Linked DNA regions of Homo sapiens: region 1 is linked to region 2. Evidence: chromatin loops called from intact Hi-C (ENCODE). Cell type or tissue: Caco-2. All regions are shown on one strand. Links, peaks and the distances in the headings refer to the core of each region. The heading gives the core; the rest is flanking DNA.

What was found. Peaks named below come from ENCODE experiments on the same cell type or tissue, not always from the same donor. Only the 100,000 strongest peaks of a DNase experiment are listed, where the experiment ranks them.
Region 1: it touches region 2 in a loop (13-fold over the local background); 7 of 110 quality-filtered maps call a loop at or near these places.

The regions. Positions count from the first base shown.
Region 1 is chr2:147,267,101-147,280,277 of GRCh38, reverse strand. No RefSeq gene overlaps it. Among named protein-coding and RNA genes, the nearest start is that of LINC01911, 440 kb to the right of the region's middle. In Caco-2, for the core only: no CTCF peak of the experiment used is centred there; a DNase peak (open chromatin) is centred at 4,127.
Region 2 is chr2:147,918,616-147,931,792 of GRCh38, reverse strand. ACVR2A (activin A receptor type 2A) reads right to left here. Exons shown (of 11, transcript NM_001616.5): 8 at 11,449-11,563; 9 at 8,682-8,820; 10 at 5,632-5,762; 11 at 971-4,713. The coding sequence ends at 4,519. ORC4 (origin recognition complex subunit 4) reads left to right here. Exons shown (of 14, transcript NM_181741.4): 14 at 1-1,397. Among named protein-coding and RNA genes, the nearest start is that of ACVR2A, 80 kb to the right of the region's middle. In Caco-2, for the core only: no CTCF peak of the experiment used is centred there; a DNase peak (open chromatin) is centred at 4,632.

The DNA of each region.
Region 1 (13,177 bases), core at 3,889-8,888, 650 kb after region 2:
ATTCTTTGAATTCTTAATCTCAAAAATCCTTGCCTTGCTGTTTCATGATCTTCACCAAATCCTAACCAACCCCATCTTGCTTGTACTACTGTCCACAACCTCCAAATTGAAAGACCTACCTTAACCCAAACTTCCAATTCCCAATAAATTGGGACACTGCCAAGGCACTTTTGTAGGGGAGGGGCATCCTGCCTTATGTTGTAAGCAATGAACTCAGCTTTGCCTAATCAACAGTTGTGTGGTAGTATTTGGAAAGCCAGAACTCAACAGTGGTGTCATAATTCAGTTGCAAGCCCTGCTTTTCAGAGGAAGATTAGTTAGTACATATAATTAGCCTCATTAGCTGTGAAAGATTATTTTAAATATATGTTTATGCATGATCAAAAGTCAAGCCTTTCATTGCTAATTCATGATATGGTTTGGATACCCAACAGAGATTTCTTCTCAATGGATATTTAAAATGTGATCTTTTATGGCCGGGTGCGGTGGCTCACGCCTGTAATCCCAGCACTTTGGGAGGCCAAGGCAGGCAGATTGCCCGAGGTCAGGAGTTCGAGACCAGCCTGGCCAACATGGTGAAACCCTGCCTCTACTAAAAATACAAAAATTACCCGGGTGTGGTGGCACACACCTGTAATCCCAGCTACTCAGGAGGCTGAGGCAGGAGAATTGCTTGAGCCTGGGAGACAGAGGTTGCAGTGAGCCGAGATCATGCCACTACACTCTAGCCTGGCCAACAGAGCGAGACTCTGTCTCTAAATAAATAAAATAAATAAAATGTGATTTTTCTTTCTTTCATTTTTTTCCTGAGACAGGGTGTTGCTCTGTTGCCCAGGCTGGAGTGCAGTGGTGTGATGTTGGCTCACTGCAACCTCCGCCTCCCGGGTTTAAGTGATTCTTCTTGTGCCTCAGCATCAAGTAGCTGGGATTACTGGTGAGCACCACCATGTCCATCTAATTTTTTTTTTCGTATTTTTTAGTAGAGACAGTGTTTCACCATGTTGGTCAGGCTGGTCTCAAACTCCTAGCTAGGCTCAGGTGATCTACCCGCCTCAGCCTCCCAAAGTGCTGGGATTAGAGTCATTAGTCACCGTGCCCAGCCTAAAATGTGATCTTTTTAATCACTATATTAAGCTTTACATAATGCAGATGTTAGTCATGCCTCAGGAATTGAGGTTAGGTCCTCTGGACAATGCTAGATGCTGAGAATTCTTCACCTGTGCTGCAGTCAGACTCCAGTCACCTGCTACTGTGATTGGGTTCCTAAAATATATGACGCAGGAGACACTATTTAAATATACTCTTTATTTTTGACTAAGGCTTTAGCTAAGTCTTGTCCCTTTTGTCTGCTGGCCTTTCAAGGTGAAGTGGGCTCAACAATAAAAATAATCTCTAAGACCTCTTTGCTAAGTATATGTATGAGAAACATTGGCCAGGTTCTTAGTTGTAGGCAACAGAATCTGACCTAACAAGTTTAGTTGGAAAGGGATTTATGATAGTTCACAAAATTATTGGGAAAGTTAAAAGTACAGACTCTAGGCTGAGCTTCTGGGAACGATGCCCAGAACCACACTGAAAAACTGGCTTGCTAAGGAAGCTGCTGCTGCCATTGGCCTCAGAACCCCAGTGCTTCTGCCACAATCAGAAGGATGTTGCATTGGGCAAGTGTTGTCACTGCTATTGGCCTCAGAAGAACCAAACACCCCTGCCACGATGCTGTTTGAGAGCAGTTTTCAAAGTGTGGTCCCTGAACTAGCAGTATCAGCATCACCTGGTAACTTGTTAGAAATGCAAATTCTCTTACCGTGCTCCAGACCTATGTAATCAGATACTCTGGGCATGAGGCCTAATGATGTGTGTTTCTGATACAGGCTAAAGTTTGAAAACTACTGCTATGTGAAATTGTTCAGTTTATTTCTCCAAGTCTTGCACACATGCAGGTGTATCTGCTTGGCAGAACATAGGTCGTGCAACAAACTCTATGACAGGATACTGGGAAAAGAAGTCTGTAGCAGTACTTCTCAAAATTTAGTATGTATCTAAATCACCTGGGGATCATGTTATACTGCAGATTCTGATTATTAGGTCTGTAGAACAATGCCAACAAGATCACAGGTGATAACAATACTCTTGATATGTGGACCACAATTTGTATATAGAGAGCCTGTAGAATAGAAACAATGCTGAAAGAGAGGTTGGGGGATTGCAACTCATCCAATATGCAATATCTTCTACCCAACTTGTCTTTTAATAAAAAACCTATAACCTCCAAAATTTGCAAGAGGAAGAGATCCTCCACATGGGTAGGGGCCTGATGAATTGAATCGTCACATATTTCCCTGCCTTTACTTGAATTAGGAATCCATTATCCCCTTTCTTGGAAAACTTTGAGGTATCTGGGTACTGTATTTTAGAAGAGAGGTTGGATATTTTTAAAGCCTAAATTAAGCCAGACTTGGCGCATAGTTCTCGACCTTTTTCTCTGAATCTCTTTGGTCTTAGAAGACTGCATCTTAATCAGAAAATAAGCCTTATACACTCAACAACATGGTCTTGCCCAGGCTCCTGTTGTGACTGCCACTGTTGAGTTCCCACCTGCCAAGAGAGCCTAAAGTCAAGTATTGATATGGGAGCAATTCCTGGAGGCTTCATCTGTCTACCTGGTAGCCAGTTGATTACATTTGATCTCTTCCTTCATGGCTAAAGGAGTGCTTTATTTTCTTAGGAATATTCTCAAATTTCAGGAACAGGTTTTTCTTTCTTGCCTGGAGGACTTCAGAGAGCATTACCACTTTTTGACTTACATTTATGCCTTATCATGATATCCCACCTAACATTACCTCCAACCAGAGAACCTTTTACAGAAAAGAAGTGTAACTGGTCTTATGATATGCCCATTATCTGAAACTGTGGCTGTGCTCTAGAAAGGAATGTCAAGGAGGGCAAAGAGAACTATACTTGGAGCCCAGAAAATTCACTAGGTCATCTCTAAGTATTTTCTTGCTCAATTATCCTGGTCAATGGAAAACCATGAAAACCCAATAAAGATCACGAAGGACTCATATTCCCCAGTAATGATGATTTGGGTCATCTCACTATCTAAAGAGCCCTATATAATTGAGGTGCTTACATAGGATAAGGGAATAGAGAATAGTTAGTGGCAACTATGATTACTAGCACAGATCTTGTGACTGGCTGTAGAAGCAGCAACTGTAGCAATTCTGTTTTATGTTAGTGATATAGTTTGGCTCTGTGTCCCCACCCAAATCTCATGTCAAATTGTAATCCCCATGTGTCAGGGAAGGTGCCTAGCTGGGTGTGATTGAAAAATGGGGGTGGGCTTCCTCCTTGCTGTTCTTGTGATGGAGTTCTCATGAGATGTGGTTGTTTGAAAGGTTGTAGTATTTCCCCCTTTACTGTTGCTCTTGCTCTCTCTCTCTCTCTTTCACTCTCCTGCTCTGCCATGTTAAGATGTGCTTACTTTCCCTTTGACTTCTGCCATTATTGTAAATTTCTTGAGGTCTCCCAGCCATGCTTCATGTGCACCCTGTGGAACTATCAGCCAATTAAACCTTTTTTCTTCATAAATTATCCGTTCTCAGGTAATTCTTCACAGCAGTGTGAGAACAGACTAACACAGTTAATTGCTTCTTTCTCCCTTTCTTTACTACCTCCCCAACTACCTTCTGTGGAAAAAAAGAACTGATAATGGCTTATAATTTAGGTTTCAGGTAGTAACATGGTCATGATAAGTAGCTCATGGGACTTTGTTGGGGAGACCAACTTCTTGTCTGAATAAAGAATCAAAGTGGATGTAGGAGTGAACTAATTGCCTTTCCTGGGAATCTTTTCATTGCTTCTCCAGATGAACTCTCCTCACTTCTCCTTTCACCTCTGTACCTAAGAAGACTGGCCAGAAAGAATTATGTCATCTTTCTTCTCTTCTAGTTTCTCATTCTGTTCATACAACGGGGAGCACTAGCATGAGTTCTAAAGAAAAGTAAAGTTGGGAGACTTATTTTCATGGTTCCGCATGGGTTTTCTGGGTAGTAGCTACTACCTAAGCCATAAGCATACTTTCATAAGCTACTTCCATAAGCCTGTCAGATGGCCACCCCACACCACTCTCTTGCCCCCGCAGGCCTGATGGGTAATGACACCCACTGCCCCTAGCTCGGGAATACTGCATGCTCCTTTATGTTTTCTTATACCTTTCCTACTCCAGGTGTAACTAACTCCTTTATTAAACTCTCCTTAAATCACCCATTTCAAGAGTGGCATCTGCGTACTGCCAGGACCCTTTCTAATTCTGGGGTGAGGTTTGATCCCCGCTAAAATGACCAAGATTTGAATTCTACTGTCTCCTTTTGTGGCTGTAGAATAATTAAATTTTACTTTCAAGTTATTCCAGATAACATTTAGTCATGTAGAATATATTGTTTCAAATATTCTACCATTTTGGCATGAATAGGAGTTCTATGGAGCTAGTTTTCAGTTGATTAAAACAAGTGACAATCTCTAACACAAATAGTACATACATTTGTGTTACATACAGCATATGCTGTATGTGATACATACAGCATGTGCTATCACCATCCAGTGTGCATTGAGTGACTTTACGTGCTCACTAACCAGTGGTTTCTAGCTTTATGTCAACATAGTCCATTTTCAGATTTCAATTGTAAGGGGAGAGAATATGTTTTCTATGTATTTTCTTATTGGATCATATTTTCTTTCTTTCATGTTCTTAATTCCAAAATTTTAATTTGGTTGGACATTAAGTTGTAATAATGTGTATATTTGTGTGACTTGCTGCAAAACTATACTGAGTTTCCTGACAGGATAGAAACCACATCTATTTTGCTTATTCTTAAATATCCACATAGAAGACACAATAAATCTTTGTTTGGCAAATCAATCAAACCCATTTTTGCATAGAAAAAAAGATACAGAGGCTCTAATTTGGTTTATATTACTGAGAGAGTCTGTATCAATGATTTGGTTGTTTTTCAGACAACCTATGTTATTTTCACCACAAAACCAACATTTTCAGTAATATTATATATGCTTTTCTCTTGGTGTCACAATTGAAATTATACAAATTTATTTTTTAATTGGGAGTAAAATGGCTCCTAAAACAGTCATTTGCATGGACCTGCTTGAAAGTAAATGAACAATGAATAAAACAGCATATGAAAATGAATAAACAGATATTGGCCCTAAGATGAAAACACATAAGAGAGACAAGTTGCAGCAGTATTGTGGCCTGGGAAGTGTGGGGGAATGAAGGCATCAAATTCATCAGTCACAATCTTTTAAGGTAAAGCATACAGAGGATGTTTCATTCATTTCACTTATCTACTCACTTTTATTTGTTGCTATCATTAATAAATATTGTATATGAGGTCCTATGTGCCAGACATTTTTTAGGTACTGGGGATATATCAGATAGTGGAACAGGACACGGCCCTCCTTTCTTTTAGTGTCCAGTCAGAAGATATTCTTTAGACTTAAAACAGTACTTCCTGTGCTACCCTTGTTTTGTCTGAACTTCAGATTGATTGATAATGGCTTCTGCTAAGACTTATAGAAGCAGGGCCTAGCAATTCTTTTGTTGGCATGAGAGAAAAAAGGAAAATAGGAGTTTGTGGGGAGGAGCTGGATCCTAAAGAGCAATTCTATACAACTGATTGAAAAGCATTGGTGAACTAAGGAAAAAAAACTGAGCCCCTGAGCCAGCTGAGATGCTCTTGGCTTCCTGATGGGCAGGGTGTCATTATTTCTTGGTAAATGAAAGCAATGAGATTCTTTTGGTTAGATTGATACAGAATTTTTGAAGAGGAATTATAGTAATTACCCTTTATCTGTGGGGTATACATCTCAATACCCCCAGTGGGTGTCTGAAACTGCAGATAGCACTGAACCAAATATATGCTATGTATTTTTCTCTTTGATAACTGAGATGGCTGTTAAGAGTCTAACAGGCAATTCAAGAGGCAGAGCCTAATCTCCCTCTCCATGAGTGTGAATGGATTTAAGGCCCCACATCTAATAAGTTAAATAAAGTAGAAGTGATAGTATACAACTTCTGACTAGGGCACAAAAAGCACTGGGACTTTCTTATTACTTTTTTCTTTTTCTTGGATCTTCTGCTCTGAGGGAAGCTGGTTGCCATGTGGTGAGGACATTTTTGCAGGCTTATGAATGGTTCATGGAGGGAGTTGCCAAGGCCTGTTGTCAACCTGCAATAAACTAAGGCTCCACTCAATAGTTATGCCATTGAGGCTTCTTGAAAATGAAGCCGTTAGCCCAGGCAAGTCCTCAGATGACTGCACCCCCAACTGCCATCTTGACTACCACCTCAGGAGAGCCCCTGACAGCTAAGATGCTCTTAGCATGATGATAGTATAAATCATCATGTAGTCATTCCCTGGATTTCAATGATCATCTCTCCCCAGGTCACTTTCATGTACCTTTTTCTCCAATCACCTGACTGCTTACTGAAATGATTCAGTCTTACCAAGTGGCCAGAGAATCCTGAGTGTCTAGTTGGTACCTTAAATTCAACAAATACTAAATTAGTATAATATTTTCTTCTCAAACTAAGTATGTTATTCACCAGTTACTCAGGTTAAAGCCTTGGTATTATCTGTGAATCGACTTTCCTCCTAGGTACATTGACTGATGGAATTCATTTCTGTAAGATGGAGTCCCCTACTACAACTCAGCCTCTCATTATTTTTACCTAGAGAGTTGGATTAAATGATTTCCCTACCTTCAGCCACTCCTTATGTTAACCCAATTTAACACAAGTGTCAGACCAATCTATTTTATTTTAAAGCACTTCAGTTTATTTTAAAGCACAGCTTAACCTTGGTGACTCCTTATTACCTGTGGAATAGTTTACATTCCTTAGCATGGTATTCAAGACCAACTTATCCCTCTAAATTCCTAAACTTCTGCAAGCAGAACTAACTGCTTTCAAAAGTACATATTGTAGTATTCTTATCTGCATGTCTTATGTTCCATTTCCCTGGAATGCCCCATTTCCCAATTTCAAAGTGTTGTAGTTTTTTATCTATTGTTTGCCCTTTACAATTGCTACCTCTTTGAAGACATCTCCTTTGATATACCATTTTAAAACTAATCCCTCTGCCTCCCATAATACCTTTTATTTCCCTTCTGTTATCTTAGATAAATGTGTTTATTATATCATCTGGTAGATTATAAGTAGTTTAGTTAAATATTTAAATTACATTTTGTTATTACAATATATTTTTAGAAATCATCTCGATACGGTGTTTTCAGTTTTATTTTGATATATAGGATTTGGGAGTCTGATCCTACCTCTACCACTGTTTTGCTTTGCATTATTTATCTTCAGTTTCCTCATCTGTAGAAAGGAGGTAGCAATAGTGCACATTCCATAGTTTTGTTTTCGTGAGATTCAGATGAGACTCTGATCAAACTCTTAGAGAGTGCCTCATCTACCAAAAGCTCAACAAATGTTGGCTATTATTATACAATGACTGACATAAAGGGAGATTAATAATTAAATATTTTGTACCCCAAACACATTTATGTCCTAGTCTACAGCCTTAATTACCTGGGATTCCTAAATAATCCTAATGAGGTAGTTGTTGCCTATGAGCAACTACCTCATCAGGATTATAATCCAAGAAAGGCCAAGCAAACACAAATATGACTCCTCCTTGTACACAAAGTGTTTCCTCTCCTCCATGCCTTTCTGTGAATTACCTCACAGGATTCATTCACTTCCCAAAGATAACTCAGATATGATCCTGTCCTTTGAAGGTTTATAATCTAGTTGGAAGAGATAGTTCTATATACACCTAACTGTCATACAAAGTAGACTGTAATTTCAAAGAGAAATGGCCTTAAAGGATGAGGATGATTTCAGTGAAGTAGAAGACATTGGAGAGGGTCATCTGTAATAAAAACTCTTAAGAACACAGCAAAGGCAGAGTGGTGGAAAAGTATACCCTGTCTTTGGAGATTATTGTTTGAATATTTTATTCCTCTTTACTTACCTCTCAGATAAACTTAAAACTTCTAAGGTGGAGAAAATGAAGGAGTAAGCTATCCAGGAAGAAAACCACTCAAAGGAACTCTATATATAGTCAGAGTTCCACTTCTGTAATAGAAGAACCCAGTGAGGCAGCATCCTCCAATCATGTTCTCTAAATTCTGCTGTATGAAGTAGTTATGATGATGGCAAACTTGGATAGTACAAATAGAGAAAGGGCAATACTATGTGTTTATTATCAATAACATATGTTACTTACCATTCATGAAAAGAAAATGAGTCAATCACAGCAAGTATCAATATCTTCTCCAATAATTGGAAAAATGCATTATAAACAACCAATAATAAAGTTTCAGGTAAGGTTTAGGTATCTTTCTTTCAAATATATGTATTGCAAGTCCGTGCATTTACTGTAACCAATTGTGGATGTAATAAAATGATCATGACATTAATTTGTAAGCTATGTTCCCTTTCCTCTTAGAGTGCTTATAATATTTCATTCTCCTTCATTGACCCAATTTCTTAGAGAGAAGGGTCTAAAGAGGCCTTTTTTATAAAGCTTATAGAGAAAGTGGGCACTTTTCTTTTTAAAAATCATATTAAAAATAGGACAAAGTACTTTGCCAGCATGGGATATTAACATAAAACACGTGGAAAGTGCTGCTGTCACAAAATAGCTTAGACTTTTTTCCATGAATCCAATTTGTCATGGTGTTCTGAATTTTAGCATAACTTTTTCAGTAAAAATGACTCTTCACTCATCTATGTGAACAAATGGGACTTTAAGCATAGCATCACAAGAGGATTTCCTATGCTATGTTAAGACCCCAATATAGGGACATTCCATTGTGAATATAAATAACTCCAGTCCCTCTAAACATGCCTCTCCATATGCTTTTGCTTAACAATGCAGCAGATGCCATGGATGGAAACCACCTCTTTAGCTATAGGCAGGCCAGCAAGCTTCTGTCACTGTGTTCTCACTGGTAGGTCATTGGATGTGAATGCCAGTGGGGCAAGTCTCTTGGCAGTCAAACTTGCAGGTGGCTTGCAGGCTTGGGGATATTTTAGGGCTGCTCTACCTTGAAAGCCTGACAGGTTTGTTTTTTTGTCCTGTGAGGCCATGTCAATTTCTTTTCCAGGTCTGATGCTTCAGAGAAACCTCTTGAAACTGAAAAGGAAGAAAGACCTAGATGAGGACATAAATACAACTTTGGCATTAATTTTTTCCACTATATTTCATAAACTGAGCATTGAGAATCTCTGAATTTTCTATGAATGTTCCCCAATTAACCCCACTCATCATATGTTCCTAGAGGCTATAGAAATTGTTTCCTAGATGTTGAAAATTTATTATAAAAATTCTTAAGAGGCTGAGAGATTTCTGGATTTAAACAACCCCTAAAATTTAAACTCTTTTGGGAAAAACCCCTGATGCCAGGAGCTAACTCTTAATGAGGTATTAGTGATGTTTGTTTACCATAACCTAGGCTATGAAGAGAGAGGATGCTGCCTTCTTCCTCAGCCTGTCTCTTTTACTTAAGGCTCTTAATGTAGACATCTATTTCTGTTGATCCTTTTTGATGATTGCTTCCTGCTTCTTAACATGCTGCCAAATCTTCTCTCCCTACACTCTAATAAAGACTTAAGAGCATGGATTTTAATATGCTTGTTTACTTGTTTTACTAAAAATAGAATTCCTGGTATTCAAAATCCTATTGTTTTACTTATGTAACTGTGTCTTCTATTATCTTTTGTTTATTAGTTCTTGGGATTAGTTTAGATTATATGTATACCTCTTTAAAAATTAAACAGAAATTGTGCAGAAATTAAAACTAAAATTAACCACCTTAAACTTCTGGTTTTAAAATGGCAGCATAGAAGCAAGCTGGCTTTACTTCTGCTCCCCACACAAAACCAAAAGCAAGTATACAGTGCCAAGATTTCATTGATAACAATGCAGAGCTCAAATGTGGCCTCAGGGATAGAACCTGGGGCCACAGAGAAGTGAAAAAGTTCAGAGTAGACAGTAGAAGAATTGGACTTCACATCTTCAATATCCCCCTGATATGGTTTGGCTGTGTCCCCACCCAAATCTCATCTTGAATTGTAACTCCCACAATTGCCACATATCATGGGAGGAACCTGGTTGGAGGTGATTGAATTATGGGGGTGGGTCTTTCCTGTGCTGTTCTCATCATACTGAATGAATGTTATGAGATCTGATGGTTGTAAAAACCAACTTTTTAAAACACAAACTTCCTCTTTGCCTGCTGCCATCCATGTAAGACATGACTTGCTCCTCCTTGCCTTTGCCTTTCACCTTTTTCCATGTTTGTGAGGCCTCCCCAGCCACATGGAACTGTAAGTCCAATAAACTTCTTTCTTTTGTAAATTTCCCAGTCTTGGGTATGTCTTTGTCAGCAGCATGAAGACGGACTAGTACAGTAAATTGGTACAAGGAGTGGGGTGTTGCTGAAAAGATACTCGAAAATGTGGAAGCCACTTTGGAACTGGGTAACAGGCAGAGTTAGAACAGTTTGGAGGGCCCAGAAAAAGACAGGAAAATGTGGAAAAGTTTGGAACTATCTAGAGACTTGAATGTCTTTGACAAAAATGCTGATAGTGATATGAACAACAAGCTCCAGGCTGAGGTGGTCTCAGATGGAAATAAGGAACTTGTTGGGAACTGGAGCAAAGGTGACTCTTGTTATGTTTTAGCAAAAGATTGGTGGCATTTTGGCTCAGTTCTAGAGATTTGGGGAACTTTGAACTTGAGAGAGATGATTTAGGGTATCTGGTGGAAAAAATTTCTAAGCAGCAAAGCATTCAGTAGAAGACATTCAGTTTTATAAGGGAAGCAGAGCAAAAAAAAATTGGAAAATTTGCAGCCTGACAATGTGATAGAAAAGAAAATCCTATTTTTCTGAGGAGAAATTCAAGCCAGTTGTAGAAATTTGCATAAATAATGAGGAGCTGGATGTTAATCCCCAAGACAATGGGGAAAATGTCTCCAGAGCAGGTCAGAGGTCTTCACAGCAGCCCCTCCCATCACAGGCCCAGAGTCCTAGGAGGAAAAAAATGGTTTCATGGACCAGGCCCAGGGTCCCCGTGCTGTGTGCAGTCTAGGGGCTTGATGCCTTGCATTCCAGCTACCCTAGGCATGACTAAAAGGGGCCAAGGTACAGCTTGGACGATGGCTTCAGAGGGTGCAATCCCCAGGCCTTGGCAGCTTCCATGTGTGGTGTTGAGCCTGCGGGTGCACAGAAGTCAAGAATTGAGGTTTGGGTACCACTGCCTAGATTTCAGAGGATGTGTGGAAACACCTGGATGTTCAGGCAGAAGTTTGCTGCAGGGGTGGGGCTTTTATGGAGAACCTGTGCTAGGGCAGTACGGAAGGAAAATGTGGGGTCAGAGCCCCCACACAGAGTCCCTAATAGGGCACCACCTAGTGGACCTGTGAGAAGAAAGGCACCATCCTCAAGACTCCAGAATGGTAGATTCACTGACAGCTTGCACTGTGTGCCTGGAAAAGCCACAGACACTCAACACCAGCCTGTGAAAGCAGCTGGGAGGAAGCCTGTACCCTGCAAAGCCACAGGGGTGGAGCTGCCCAAGACCATGGGAACCCACCTCTTGCATCAGCATGACCCAGATGTGAGACATGGAGTCAAAGAAGATCATTTTGGAGCTTTAAGATTTGAATGCCCTGCTGGATTTCGGACTTCCATGGGGACTGTAGGCCCTTTGTTTTGGCCAATTTTTCCCATTTGAAATGGCCGTGTTTAACCAATGCCTGTACCCTCATTGTATCTAGGAGGTAATTAACTTGCTTTTGATTTTGCAGGCTAATAGGCAGAAGGGACTTGCCTTGTCTCAGATGAAATGTTGGACTATGGACTTTTGAGTTAATGCAGAAATGAGTTGAGACTTTGGGGGACTGTTAGGAAGGCATGATTGGTTATGAAATGTGAGGACATGAGATTTGGGAGGGGCCTGAGGGGTAATGATATGGTTTGGCTCTGTCCCTACCTAAATTTCTACCTTATCTTGAATTATAACTCCCATAATTCCCACATGTCTTGGAAGGAACTTGGTTGGAGGTGATTGAATCATGGGGGTGGGTCTTTCCTTCGTTCTCAAGATAGTGAATGAGTCTCACAAGATCTGATGGTTTTAAAAATGGGAGTTTCCTTGCACAAACTTTCTCTCTGTCTGCCACCATCCATGTAAGATGTGACTTGCTCCTCCTTGACTTTTACCTTCCGCCATGATTGTGAGGCCTCCCATGCCACGTGGAACTGTTAAGTCCAATAAACCTCTTTTCTTTGTAAATTGCCCAGTCTCTGGTAGGTCTTTATCAGCAGTGTGAAAATGGACTAATATACCCGCCTTCCATTCTTCCTGGCAAGAAGCATGTAGAAAATCTTTCCCCAAATTATGGTTTCTATAGTAAAAATAGTGAGATTGAGGTGGTCAATCAATTTTCCCATAATGTTGAGTTCCCTGGCAGGAGATCTGTTCTTTCCTTAACCCAAAGGAAATATAATGACTGCCTGAAGGGAGAAATATCCCTGAGGACAGCTAGAGACAAGGGGAGGTTGGGCTACCATCCCTAGTCCTATAAACTCTTTTTTGTAACTTGACCAAAGGTGACACCAAATCAAAGTGGCTATTCAGCAGCACCACACTGTAGGAGGTATATTTCATAGATCCCTCAGCAAGAACTCCTAGCCAGCTTTCCCACACTGCTGGGATAATTCTTTTGAGATTGCTGCCTTTTGGGAGAGTGGAACTCCAATCATTTACTGAAGTCAAGGTGAAACTGGGCTTAAGGTACCACATATAGCCAAAAATGAGGCAGCTACCTAACAGTAAAGATTTGCTAGGCAAACATAGCCAATAAAAAACAAAATAAGCCAGGGAAATAAAATGGAAATAAATAAATAACCCTTCAGTACAAATACACACAAGCAACAATAGCAAACAGGGAACTACGATTTCCCCAAAAGGAAAAAGCAAGTTTCCAACGACTGACCTTAGTGAGACAACAATTTATGAACTCTCTGACCAAGAATCCAAAATAGCAGTTTTAAGGAAACTCAGTGATATCCAAGATAATACAGAAAG
Region 2 (13,177 bases), core at 2,610-7,609:
AATCCCTAATTTATTGAGAGTTTTTAGCATGAAGGGTTGTTGAATTTTGTCAAAGGCTTTTTCTGCATCTATTGAGATAATCATGTGTTTTTTGTCTTTGGCTCTGTTTATATGCTGGATTACATTCATTGATTTGCGTATATTGAACCAGCCTTGCATCCCAGGGATGAAGCCCACTTGATCATGGTGGATAAGCTTTTTGATGTGCTGCTGGATTCGTTTTGCCAGTATTTTATCCAGTTAGAATGGCAATCATTAAAAAGTCAGGAAACAACAGGTGCTGGAGAGGATGTGGAGAAATAGGAACACTTTCACACTGTTGGTGGGACTGTAAACTAGTTCAACCATTGTGGAAGTCAGTGTGGCGATTCCTCAGGGATCTAGAACTGGAAACACCATTTGACCCAGCCATCCCATTACTGGGTATATACCCAAAGGACTATAAATCATGCTGCTATAAAGACACATGCACACGTATGTTTATTGTGGCATTATTCACAATAGCAAAGACTTGGAACCAACCCAAATGTCCAACAATGATAGACTGGATTAAGAAAACGTGGCACATATACACCATGGAATACTATGCAGCCATAAAAAATGATGAGTTCATGTCCTTTGTAGGGACATGGATGAAATTGGAAATCATCATTCTCAGTAAACTATCACAAGAACAAAAAACCAAACACCGCATATTCTCACTCATAGGTGGGAATTGAACAATGAGATCACATGGACACAGGAAGGGGAATATCACACTCTGGGGACTGTTGTGGGGTGGGGGGATGGGGGAGGGATAGCATTAGGAGATATACCTAATGCTAGATGACGAGTTAGTGGGTGCAGCGCACCAGCATGGCACATGTATACCTATGTAACTAACCTGCACAATGTGCACATGTACCCTAAAACTTAAAGTATAAAAAAAAAAAAAAACATAGCTAAAGAAAAACTGCATATGCAAATCATACCGTATTCATTTTTTTATTTAACTTGGGGATGGAATGGGGATAGCATACATTTTATTTGTACAATATTTAACAATCACTTATCCAAGGTGGGGTTTTATGGGGATTTTAAGCTTTCTGTTAAATACTTGCAGAAAAAATAGCAAGTACGATTTGACAGTAGTACAATAACCTGTGCCCAAAACACAAGAAATACAGAGTAAAGCGAAAATAACTGCTTACCAATATTCTGAGAGGTAACAAATGGGATATGGGTTGAGACTGCATAAAAAACGTACTGCTGGTTGAATATCTGAGGTAAATGATGTTCAATCAAGATGCTACTTGTATCATTTTGCCCATAAATGGATAAATAATTTTATGCATATCATACCAAATGTTCCTAAAAAGTAATCTTTCAAAAAAGTATAAAAGAGAAACTGGAAAGTATCTGTGATGAAGCTTCTTTCTTTAAAAAAAAAAAAAAAAACAAAAAAACCAGTAATCAGTTTATTCCACTAAACCACCATCTCGCCATGGTTTTTTTTCCCCTACCACCTGCATTTTACTTAAATGTAGCTGTTACTTAGGGGTGAGGAAATGCAACAGAAGAGATTCTTTTTAAATTTCATGATATGATTCTATTTTAAATTCCAAAGGTGTTGGGTTTTTTCCTGATTGTATTTTCAAAACATCACCATGAAAGATAGATAGTGCAAGTTCATGGGACTAACAATCGTGAAGCACAGTCTCTTTTTCTGGAATTCACAAGGTACCTAGAATTCAAACAAGAATCACACATCACATGCTAAAAAAACTTCTAGCATCTAAAATACATACAAGAGCTGTGCAGGGCATAGACTTCAAATAAAGCCGAACACTGGTTAATCCATCAGTCCTATGGCAAGTTGATCATAAAGCATTCCTTACGCGGAGATCTGGGCAAGGTAAAGAGTATAAGTTAGAGCAGCAGCAGTTCTGATGGGTATCAGAAAGGCAAAATACAAGACGAGTCATGAGGAGCACCATACACATGAGGAAAGAGTTATTTGGGGGGTCTCAGTTTGCCCCAAAATGGATCACCATTTTTCTCATTCTTTGATCTTTTTTTTTTCCAGTATCTCTAGCTCAAACTTTCTGTTAACTTGCCCACTCTGCACTGACTGTAAACCAAACACTAAATACCCTGCAAAAGAAAGTTTTAACAAGACTAGGTATAAGGACAGGTAGTCACTGGAACATTCTTATTTTACTGCTTATAAAAAGTTTTTCTATTAATAATAGTTCTCAAAAGAATACAAGTTTTAAAATTGGTTAGCTACAGTTAAATACAATACCCAGGATTTCTAAAAATTTTTTCTAACTTGAAAACATTTTATATTGTGAATAACTGGGTTTAAAAATTTTATCTCTAGTACTCACATAAGCCAAACATTCATCATAATATCCCTTGTTTATTTTTGTTTAACTTTTAAAAAGAAAGTTAAATGTTCACAACAGGTAGAAATTCATCTTCAGGAAATTAATGATTTTCTTGTATGCACATTCTCAATATTTTCCCTTCTTGATTAGTTTTTAAATGGAAGCAAAACCAGATCAAGAAATTGAGAGACCAAGTACTTTGTGAAATAAAGAGGTGAACTCAACATTGAAAAGGGAATTGCTAGGAATACAATGAATGAGACCATGGGGACACACGTGACAGTTCTGAATGGTCTGCAGCACACAGACGCTATTACTCTTCTTTTCCTCCCTGCTTAAAGTCTGTTGACCTATGTATTGTTTATAAATAACATAATTAATTTACTATTCCCAGAGATTACGTACATATATGTAAAATGTAGTGTACTGTGTGGTTAAATAACCATTTGAAGACAACACATTCACAGTGAGCTCCTGACAGTGACATGTAAAAAATTCTTTTATAAAATTAACATGGATTTTAAAATGACCTGACAGAAATACACAGCATAATACTGGCTATTTGTTGATTAATTGATTGGTAATCTGGAAATTCAGAAAATTAATGTTTTACTTTTTGGCCTGTATAAATTTGAGGAAGAATCCAATTGTATTCTAACGTAATATTGTTTTGAAAAGCACTTTAGCACCTGCCTACCATCAATTCCATTTTCTTAGCAAGGATAAGGCATGAACTATCCTAAATTAGTATCAGTGTTAGTTGTAAAAGCAATTTTGGGGAGGAGGCTAGGCTATGCTACCTATATCAACATTGGTTACCTCTAAATGTCATTGCATATTTTAAGTTATACGTTTAATTTGTTATCCCTGATTTGTTTTAAAGCAGTAACATCTGAAATCTGCTTAAAGTTTAATATCTTTATCCTAGGATAATTCTTTACATATCACAGACATCAAATATTACTCTGACAAGATGGCACCAAGCAGAAGTATAGTGATAAAGTTACAAGTCTCATAGCAGACAGTGGGGAATTCTGGGTAACGACACTTCCTGAGGTGATCCTAAAACAGTGATAAAGAATGTCCCACACACTGTTTGGTGAAAAGAAATACACTACAATTTTACATATATAAATAGAAAAAACTCTATTTTAAAAGATAAAATGAAGAGCTTTCCAGTGTCACAGCTCACTTTAAAAAATTTTAAATCATGCTTTAAATTTTCAAATATTCCCCAAACACAGCACACCTAAAAAAAATACTTAGGTAAGTATGCAAATTTTGGGAACTGGATATAAGATGGGGCTTTAAAACATGGGAAGAAGGGGGAAATGACACCATCTTTTCAAAAAACAGCACTTTTTTTCCCTACATTACAAGCCAGCACAAGAAATGCTAAAACACTGCTTTACGAATGGCCACTTATTGTTGGCACTAAGCATAGCTTACCTTTTTTTCCTTAAATAACACAGTGAATTTGTTACAAAACATGGATCGATTTATTATTCAAATTTTGTTAGTGTTTTCAATTTTATAATTTAGCAACCGTGGAACTGAGGTATACCTTGTTGAGGGAGGTTAAAGTAATGCTTGGAAGCCTCTTTACTGTACCCCACTTTGATGACTTTATGTACACAGAACAGCAGCACACTAAACATTCACAAGCTGTGTCATATTGGCATTACAATAGTCATTTATAGAAACAACAGCAAATGCAATAAAAACAAGTTACCCTTTTTAAAATCTGAAATGAAAAGTTTTTGATTTAAAAAAAATAGCAGTAGTTCATTTAAGGAATTAGTGTCTTCTGACAGACATTAAGAAATCTGATGTCAGTTTTCAAACACTCCATTAGCCAGGTCCAAAAGATCCTTGATTTGGAGAGGGCTACATTCTTCATGTACACTTTTTCAAAAGTTTCTTTATAGAGTTTGCAAGGTTTCTCTTAGTCTCATGTCCTTCACATCTGTGCTGTCGGCAATGCAGTAAGTCTCCCAGAGCAACATTTTTCAACAAAGGGTCTTCTTTCTTAACATTTCCAAGAGACATCCTACTCATTTTACACAGAAAATAAACTGTAAGCAGTTTCTTTAGCTTAGCAGCTCCAGTTCAGAGTCCCATTTCTTAGTGTGCACAGATGGCGCAACCATCATAGACTAGATTCTTTGGGAGGAAAGTCAACATTTGTCACCATTGTGACCACTGTTACAATGTCCTCTGTGGTAATAATATTTGTTAGTCTCTGCATCTGGGTAATTCTTTCACCTACACATCCAGCTGATAACCTGGCTTCTGCGTCGTGATCCCAACATTCTTCAATGGTTTCACAGAGCATTGCCATTCCCTAAAAGGAGAAAAACATATACTCAAACGCCACAGCAGTTTTTGTTTTCTATTAGGAAACAATAAAATTTTCATGAAGAAATGGCTATTTTTCTGGGTCAAAGAAGTTTCTGTCAACATTCACTTTTATTGACTACCATGTGCAGAATCATAAAGAAAAGCACAAACAGAACTTTTTTTTTAAGCATGAGACTATCACAAGAGGAATTTTTTTAACTCCAAAAAAAAAATCTCTATCCCTTGTTCATAACCCAGGTCATTTCAATGCTAACCCTTCAAATGGACTCAAAAATCAAGGATAAAGGGGACCTACCAATTTTTATTGTTTTCTTAGTTAATATCAGCATTTCTATCTTACAATTAAACAGAAGATCAGAAAGCCACCCTTGGGATTTCTCTACCTGGTTTTAGCCAGGTTTCTAGTTATATTTAGACTGAAATAACCAGGGCAATACTGTTATGTGCCTGGTCTCTATAGTTTTAAAGCACTATTAAGACTTGAAAGTCTAAGCCGAAATTAAAAGGCTACAACAAACTCCCATGGAGAGGAGAAAACATGGTGCTTCATAAACTTTTTAAAATGTTGTCATATTGGAAGTGGTCATCAGCAAAGTTACCCAACTATCCACAGTTTCCGAGTCTGGCATGCCTTTTCCCTGGGAAACTTTCTAAATAGATGACACAATCTTCTGCACAGGACCATTGAGACAAAAGCCCTCTAAAGCTCTATTACTTTACAATCACCTTCAGGGGTATACAGACATAGCCCTAATTCTGCCTCTAGAACTCTAGAATATCCTGTGTGAAGATCACCTTCCAGAAAATACTTGCAGAAGAAAGAGAAATGTGCAGAGATAAATAATTCCTCTGAAAAGTGTTTTATTGGAATTTCAAATGAAAAGCTAACTGGATAACTTACAGCATGTTTCTGCCAATAATCTCTTAAAACAGGCCTCTTTTTTTTATGCACAACAACTTCCTGCATGTCTTCAAGAGATGGATGCTGGCCAATTTCCTCCTCAAATGGCAACATGTATTCATCTACAGGTCCTGAAAAGTAAGAAAAGTAAAATAAATCATTTTCATTAAAATCCTCCTGACTTTCAAACTGGTACAAACTTTCTAAAATATACTCTGTCACCTATTCCCAACTGTTTACATGCTATGAGGACAGAAGAGAAACAGACTCTCAACTGTACTTATACCACAGTGTGACCAAACTAATGTATGGGAAATGAAAAGGCCTATAATTTGGCATGTAATTCCCTTAAAGATTGCATAAGGGGCTTTCTTATCTAGGTATAAAGGATGCCTATTTCCATCTGCACAGAGGACATAAGGAACAATCAGTATTTGTAAATTAACGTTATATAATATCCCTTTAAGGTACCCATTCCTTACAATTCAGATCAGAATGTTAACAGTGGTGCTTCCAGCTCTGGAGGCTCTAGGTTCAATCTATTATAACCATGTTTATTCTATGGCATATCCAAACCCCCTGCATGCCCCACATGAGGAATTATGCACCTCAGAGTCATACCTCTTCTCTACACTCCCTCACAACAGCTGCCAAAAAGTACATGTTTATTTTTTAGAAAATCACAAACAGGCTCTCCAACTAGGGGTCCCAACAAGTCAGGATGTGCCTTCATAGACAACATTAAACAACATAAATAATTCCTTTTTTCTTAGGCCTACTCAGATAAATAGAAAATTGTATTTAGGAGTTAATAATAACTAACATCCAGTAAGCACCTATCCTGATCAGAAACTTTACATATATTACTTACTTCACAGGGTTAAGATGGCAGTACCTCTATTTACTGATAAGAAGCTCAGAAAAGTTACATAATTTGCACAAAGACATACAGCTGTTAAACGGTAGAGCTGGAATTGAACCCAACTCTCTAAATAACTCTGAAGTCTGGTTTTAATCACTGGATTGCCTTCCTTTGACAGACACAGGTCACCACTGAGCAGTATCAGTGACCAGATAGATGTATGTGTGCATAAACACAAATTTTGTGAAGCTCTTGAAATGCACTAAATACTCCTGGGTAGAATACAATGAATCATAAAGGGGTCATCTAACTTAACCCTCTTCAAATATAAGAATTATCTATGGCTGGACAGTTGGTCTCTGCTTGAGTACTTCCAGTGACAAAGTACCGACATTCTAAGGTGTCTATTCAACACTTATGTGGTGTACAGGCCAGCAACACTGCCGTCAACTGGTAGCTTAGCTTTTAAGAAATGTAGACTCTCAGGCTTCAACCCAGACCTACTGAGTCAGAATCTAAATTTTAACAAGATTCCTAAGAATCTGGTATGACACATTAAAGTTTGAGAATTACTTCATTTAACAAACAAGTAACCATCAACACACGTGAAAGCACCTACTTTAGCAATCAATGCTCACACTATCCTCTCTACCCCAATTTCTGACTTAACAATTGGGTTCTGACTTAAGAGTCAGAAATGCCTGACTCTGAAATTATTTCATGGCATTTAAGAAAAGTCAGTATCTAGCCTTTTCTTTTTCCAAAAGAACTTCTCTGAAACCTCTCTTCCCCATAAACAAAGCAATTTCTCCCCTAAACTCCTAAAACACATGCTTGTATTTCTTAAGTATTGCACTAACCCAGAAACATTTATTGAATACCTATGTACTGGGGAATGGGCCAGACAACTCACACTTAACTTACTCTAGAGTTAATTGTCCAGGATATATTTTATTGCCCTAACTAAACTGTATATTACTTGAGAATAAGGTCTTGTGTCTCCTAAATTACTTAATCCAATGATTTGTTATGGAGAGTTCATATTAATAAAGTTCTTATAAAATATATTTTCCTATAACATCTGCCATCTAACCTACTTCTGCTTCCATAAATGCACATCATAAATGTCATTCCTCTTAGAGTCAAAACACTCTGCGTTCTTAACGCTTCTTCCTAAAGACTTCTGAAATTATTCCAAAATTGCTTCAACTTTTCTTAGGTTTGGCATTGACTCCCAAGCCAATCCCTCAATCCTGGAAGAATGCCCATTTCTGAACACTCTATTAAATTCCCTTTAATAGTACCCTATATTGAATTTCATATTCCAGTGGCAGTCTGTCCTACAACGAGAGCCTATTACAGTACTCAGAAAATAAAATATTGTTAGTAACATAGGTTACATTGGTTATAACTTAAAATATTCACAATTTCTTCTATGGTCTTTGACAATCACAGGAAGTTTTTAGGCAATTATAAATTAGAACTTAAGAAACAGATCAAGCTCATTTACATCTGTTTAGGAGTTTAGCAGTCGGCAAGTTTGCCTTATATTATTCAAAACAAAAAATGCTGCAACATACTTGAAGACAGAGTAAAGACCTTATGAAGGAGTACTAAAGACAGTGCTTGAAACACTAAAATAGTTCTGTCACACTGGAAATATCGTCTGAAAATTTACCCAGAAAAATAAATAAATAAAAGCAAATATCTATAAGACTTGAACATGGACTTCAATAACAAGAACAAGTAATAGAAACCCTTTAACCTGGGGGGCAGGACCCATATGACCTTAAAGCAGACCTCTCCCTATGTCTGGATCAGAGTTTCAAATCTAGGTTTCATCATTCACCAGTTTGAGGCTAAAGTAGGCAAACTACTTAATTTCTCTGCATCTCAATTTCCTCATATGTAAAGCATAATAACTACCTCTGAAACCGTTTTAGGAAATAACCTTAAGGTATGTGAAGTGTCCAGCAACATAGCTAGTAATGGTAAAGGATCAATACATAGCAATTCCTTTCCTCTCCTACCCCACCCACTGCTCCCCTGCCTCCTGAATTCTCTACCATCTCTTGGAGTCAATTAAAAAAAAACTGTACTTTAAAATATTACCTTGGAGTGTATCATCCCTTTTCATATATGTGTGGTAGGCATATATATCTTTTTTAAAAATATTTTTTTCCCTTACCATCTGCAGCAGTACAGCGAGAAGCCAGTTCCCATAGGACTAATCCCATGGCATACATATCTATCCTCAAAAATGCATCCCTTTGGAAGTTTATAGCACCCTCTAATACCTCTGGAGCCATGTACCTCCGGGTACCAACCTGAAAAAGATGTTAAAAGCAAAGAGTACTCATTCATTAACTTTATGAACTAACATATGATTTTGTAAGATGAATCAAAACCAAATGTGGTCTATTACCAGGGTAAGGTATACACACTATAGCGTATAAATAGAAAGATCCTTTCTGCGTATACTTAAAAAATATATCAACAGACATTATGCTGGTACAGACTTAGAAGTTTTTATGTTCCCCTTTCTGGATGTAATCACAAGAAACTGAACCAATTGTCAGCTGGGAGAAGGATGCTGCATACTTTTCAACTGTACCTTTGCATACTGTTTGAAATGTAGCTTTAAAAAAAAAACTTTTTTTGAGGTCTTTTCTCTGTATTAAAAAAACTAATAAAATGTTATAAAAAGAATTAGCTAAGTAAAGGACAGACTGATGTTAAAAAGTTCTATCTGTACAAAATCTATGTATTTGTTTATTCATAAATTCTTCTGTCTTGGAGTCCTTTATTTATAACTGTCCCCAACAATTTGGTATTTCTTAGTACTGTAACTATGGTTACTAAGCTAGTACAGCTAGCTTTGGTTGGTGCTTGACAACATTCATATATGAATGCTTAAAAATATTTGTGAGATAGCTGGGTACATCACAACATACTTGCGATGTATTCGAACTAGAGAGTAGTCTAGATATTGGTACGTCCATAACGCTCCATCCTTAGGTGGCTATAATCTCTACTCTAGACTAAAAGTTGGGCAATTTATGCAAATATACATGTAAAGATTTTTTTTAAGAATAAAGACAGATCACTAAGACTAAAGTTCAAGGAGAACACATTAAAGGGAAAAGTGGCTCTACTTTTAAAAAATTTACTACTCAGAATAATTATTTTAATTGTGCTATCAGTGAATGTTTCCCTAAAGCCTACTTTTCTCTTACAGGTAAATGTATGCCATCCAAGGTACCTACCTCTTTTATTGTAAGATTATGGTTTATTTACCATGTTGACATAAAATGTTCCCTCTTTTATATGTGTTCTTTGTACTATATAAAATGTGCAATAACATGCAAGTCCCTCCAAATATTTCTGAAATTTTCTGGTCCATGAAATCTAAAGTCAAGGAGTCATTACTGTAAGCCAATAATTTTTAACTAATCATAAAACCCAGTTGTGAAGGAGTTAAAAATATGACATGAATGAGTCAGAAATTTTTTTTCTCAAAAAATGAGGGAGGGCTTATGAGGTACCAAATTAAGAATATGTTCCCAGAATTTAGTCTTATGATAGTCTATCATTCAATTAGCTTAGAAGTTTGTCCTCAGGCTTCCTACACAATCTTGGTAGTATTCTCCACAAAATTGCCTCCATTCCCATACACATTTGCAGTCAACTTTTCTAGAGCTATATGGCTACTGACCATTACCCCAAACTACATTCTTAAATAGTTAGTCAATACTGCCAAAATTGGTGGTGCCATGACATTAAAAACGTGTCCTCAGGAACCAATAGGATATGCTGGGGAAAAGAAACCTAAGAATTAGTTGGCCAAATAATTTACATGATATGAAAGATGAAGAAATGATAATGTCGAAGGCCTGAACCATTTAGCTTTGTAGAAAATGTCACCTTTTAGGTTGAACTGGTTTCCCTGATTAAAAGGTGATCTTGGCTGGGCGTGGTGGCTCACGCCTATAATCCCAGCACTTTGGGAGGCCGAGGTGGGAGGATCACTTGAGGTCAGGAGCTCGATACAAGCCTGGCCAACTTGGTGAAACCCCATCTCCATTAAAAATACAAACATTAGGCTGGGCATGGTGGTGCATGTGTGTAATCCCAGCTACTCAGGAAGCTGAGCCAGGAGAATCACTTGAACTTGGAAGGCAGAGGCTGCAGTGAGCCAAGATCATGCCACTGCACTCCAGCCTGGGTGACAGAGCGAGACTCTGTCTCAAAAATAAATAAATAAATAAAAATAAAAGGTGATCTTGCAGGAATGAAAACATCTTTTCCAGCCTCAAAGTTTCTGAGAATAAACTGTATGGATAATGTTCTTTTCCCTTTTGGCCTTCCTAGAGGTTCCCATTACTAAGATTTCTGTGCATATGGATATATACAGAGGTGTGAAGAGTTACCTAATTCAGGGGTTTACAAGTGCTCTGAACTCTGGAGAGAATTTGGAGAAAAGCCATCAAGTTGATTAAAGAAATTAATGAAGCAATAAACAACAAGAAGCAATAAACTATTATTGCATGGGAAAATGGACAGGAAATCTTAATACACTGTAGTAAGGACAGTGACTAATTATTCTTCCACTCTTCTTAAGATGGTGAAAGAACTAACAGACTAAAACTACGGAGTTCATACGAAGAATTCCCTAAGAATGAGGTCTGTTAAAAGGTGGTGGATTATTCTTTGATCAATTTTTCAAAAAGAATCCTATGACGTGTGTCTAAGGGTTGCTTTACGAAGTGCTTGATCTAAACCACCTGAGTCCTCTACCATCATATGAAAATGTCTTCCTCAGAAACTTTGATAACTCTATTAGATGCTGATTTAAACACCACAACAATTTTAGACTAATTCAGTCCTGACATGCCATTCTAAGAAAATATGGAACAAGTTTATTTTTTCTTACATTTTATAATCATCATCCTTACCTGTCCATGGGTATCGCCTGCAGACTTGCCAGCCTCAAATTTTAAGGCCAACCCAAAGTCAGCAATGCAAGCTGTCAGGTTGTTTTTCAACAGCACATTTTTACTTTTGATGTCCCTTGCAAATAAAAAGAGTATTCAAATTAAGTTTAAACTAGTTACCTTTTTAAATTTTTTATTGAAAGCAGAAAAGGGGGAATATGTACACTATGAAAAAATAGTTACTTAAAATTATGAAATGCAGAGAAAGTGAGACAAACAAAGCTCAGAGCCCCATGCAGCCTTAAACACAAGAGCACGGTGACAAACCCCTATTCATAACATGGACAATAAGAAGGAATCCTACCTATAAAGCAGTTATATAAAAATCTGCCATACCAAAAAGATATGTTATCTATGTCACCCACCTACCAATCATAAAACTACTGTTAATATCTCAGAGTTCTGATTTGCAAACTCCCATAGAAACAGAAATTTTAAACCAAAATGAAGAAACTTTTAAAAAATAGCTGAATTGGGGCCTTCTGCTTATTGGTAGAGACCTACATTTTAGAATAATCCCTTATTATAGAGGTTCTTATATTCTTCCACCTGGTTGTAGAAAAGCATCTTATGGAATGAATAACAGAAACTTTTTACCATAAACATACACTGCTCTAGCTAGATCCTGGTGTTCTGAAAAGGGTAACAGTTTTAAGGCAGTAAGATATCCTCTTCTACACACCTGTCTCAACTGGCTCATCCTAGAGATTACTATACCCTAGTTAAATACATCTATGCCAATGACTAGTGGTTAAATTTATGTGCAGACATATAGACCAATAATGGGATACTGAAAGCACAAGCAGACACTCCCAAATGCTATAAAAGCTAATCGATCTTAGTTTCAAAAGACTTTCAGGCCCTTAATAACTTTGGGGGTCCTTAAGGATTAATTCCCTATGTGACCAGGTAGGGCAAGGGAAAATCGAAGACGAGGCCAATAGACTGCATGTAAGAAAGTGAGAAGAGTTATTTCTGAGGTAGACGTCATTTAAAGTTTGCAAAATCAGAACCTAAATTAGAGGCTGACTTACAATAATGCCTCCCAGCAACCTAAAACATCGCCTGGTGGCACTCAGCTAAGTATCTGTTCTGTGAATCAGTTAATGCCTACTTTTCAAACAACCATCTTTAAATGGAACACAAGACAACAAATTGAATCCCACGTTCAAGAAAATTAAATACATGGCAAACTGAATTCCATGTTTAAGACACAATCATTTTTCCTTTTGCGGGCATGACAACTGTTGGGTCTAAGTAGTATTTCTTCACTGGACAACTGTTTTAAGTGATGCCTCCCTTTAAGACTTGGCTCAGGGTACAGATAAGGTCATTCAAAAAACAAGCAAGGAAGACATTCAAAGTCTCTCCTTCATTACATGCCCTTGGATAATAATCCCTATTGATAAATCATGTTTTGAGGTAAAACAAATGTCTTTTTCCTTTGAGATCGAGAAAATATAGTTTATTTTCAATCATGCTTTCAGAAATGAGATGAAGTAGATCATTAAACTTTACCAATAATGTTAACATATACATTATCCAAAATACTTCCTGGCCAATCTCAAAGCTAATTTTAAAAAACAAATGAAAACTGACTGTCTTGTAAAGCATGATTGCATAACAAAGGAAAAATTAAAATTTACCCAGGGGCTTAAAAGTTTAGTAAATATATACTCAATTATCTGGG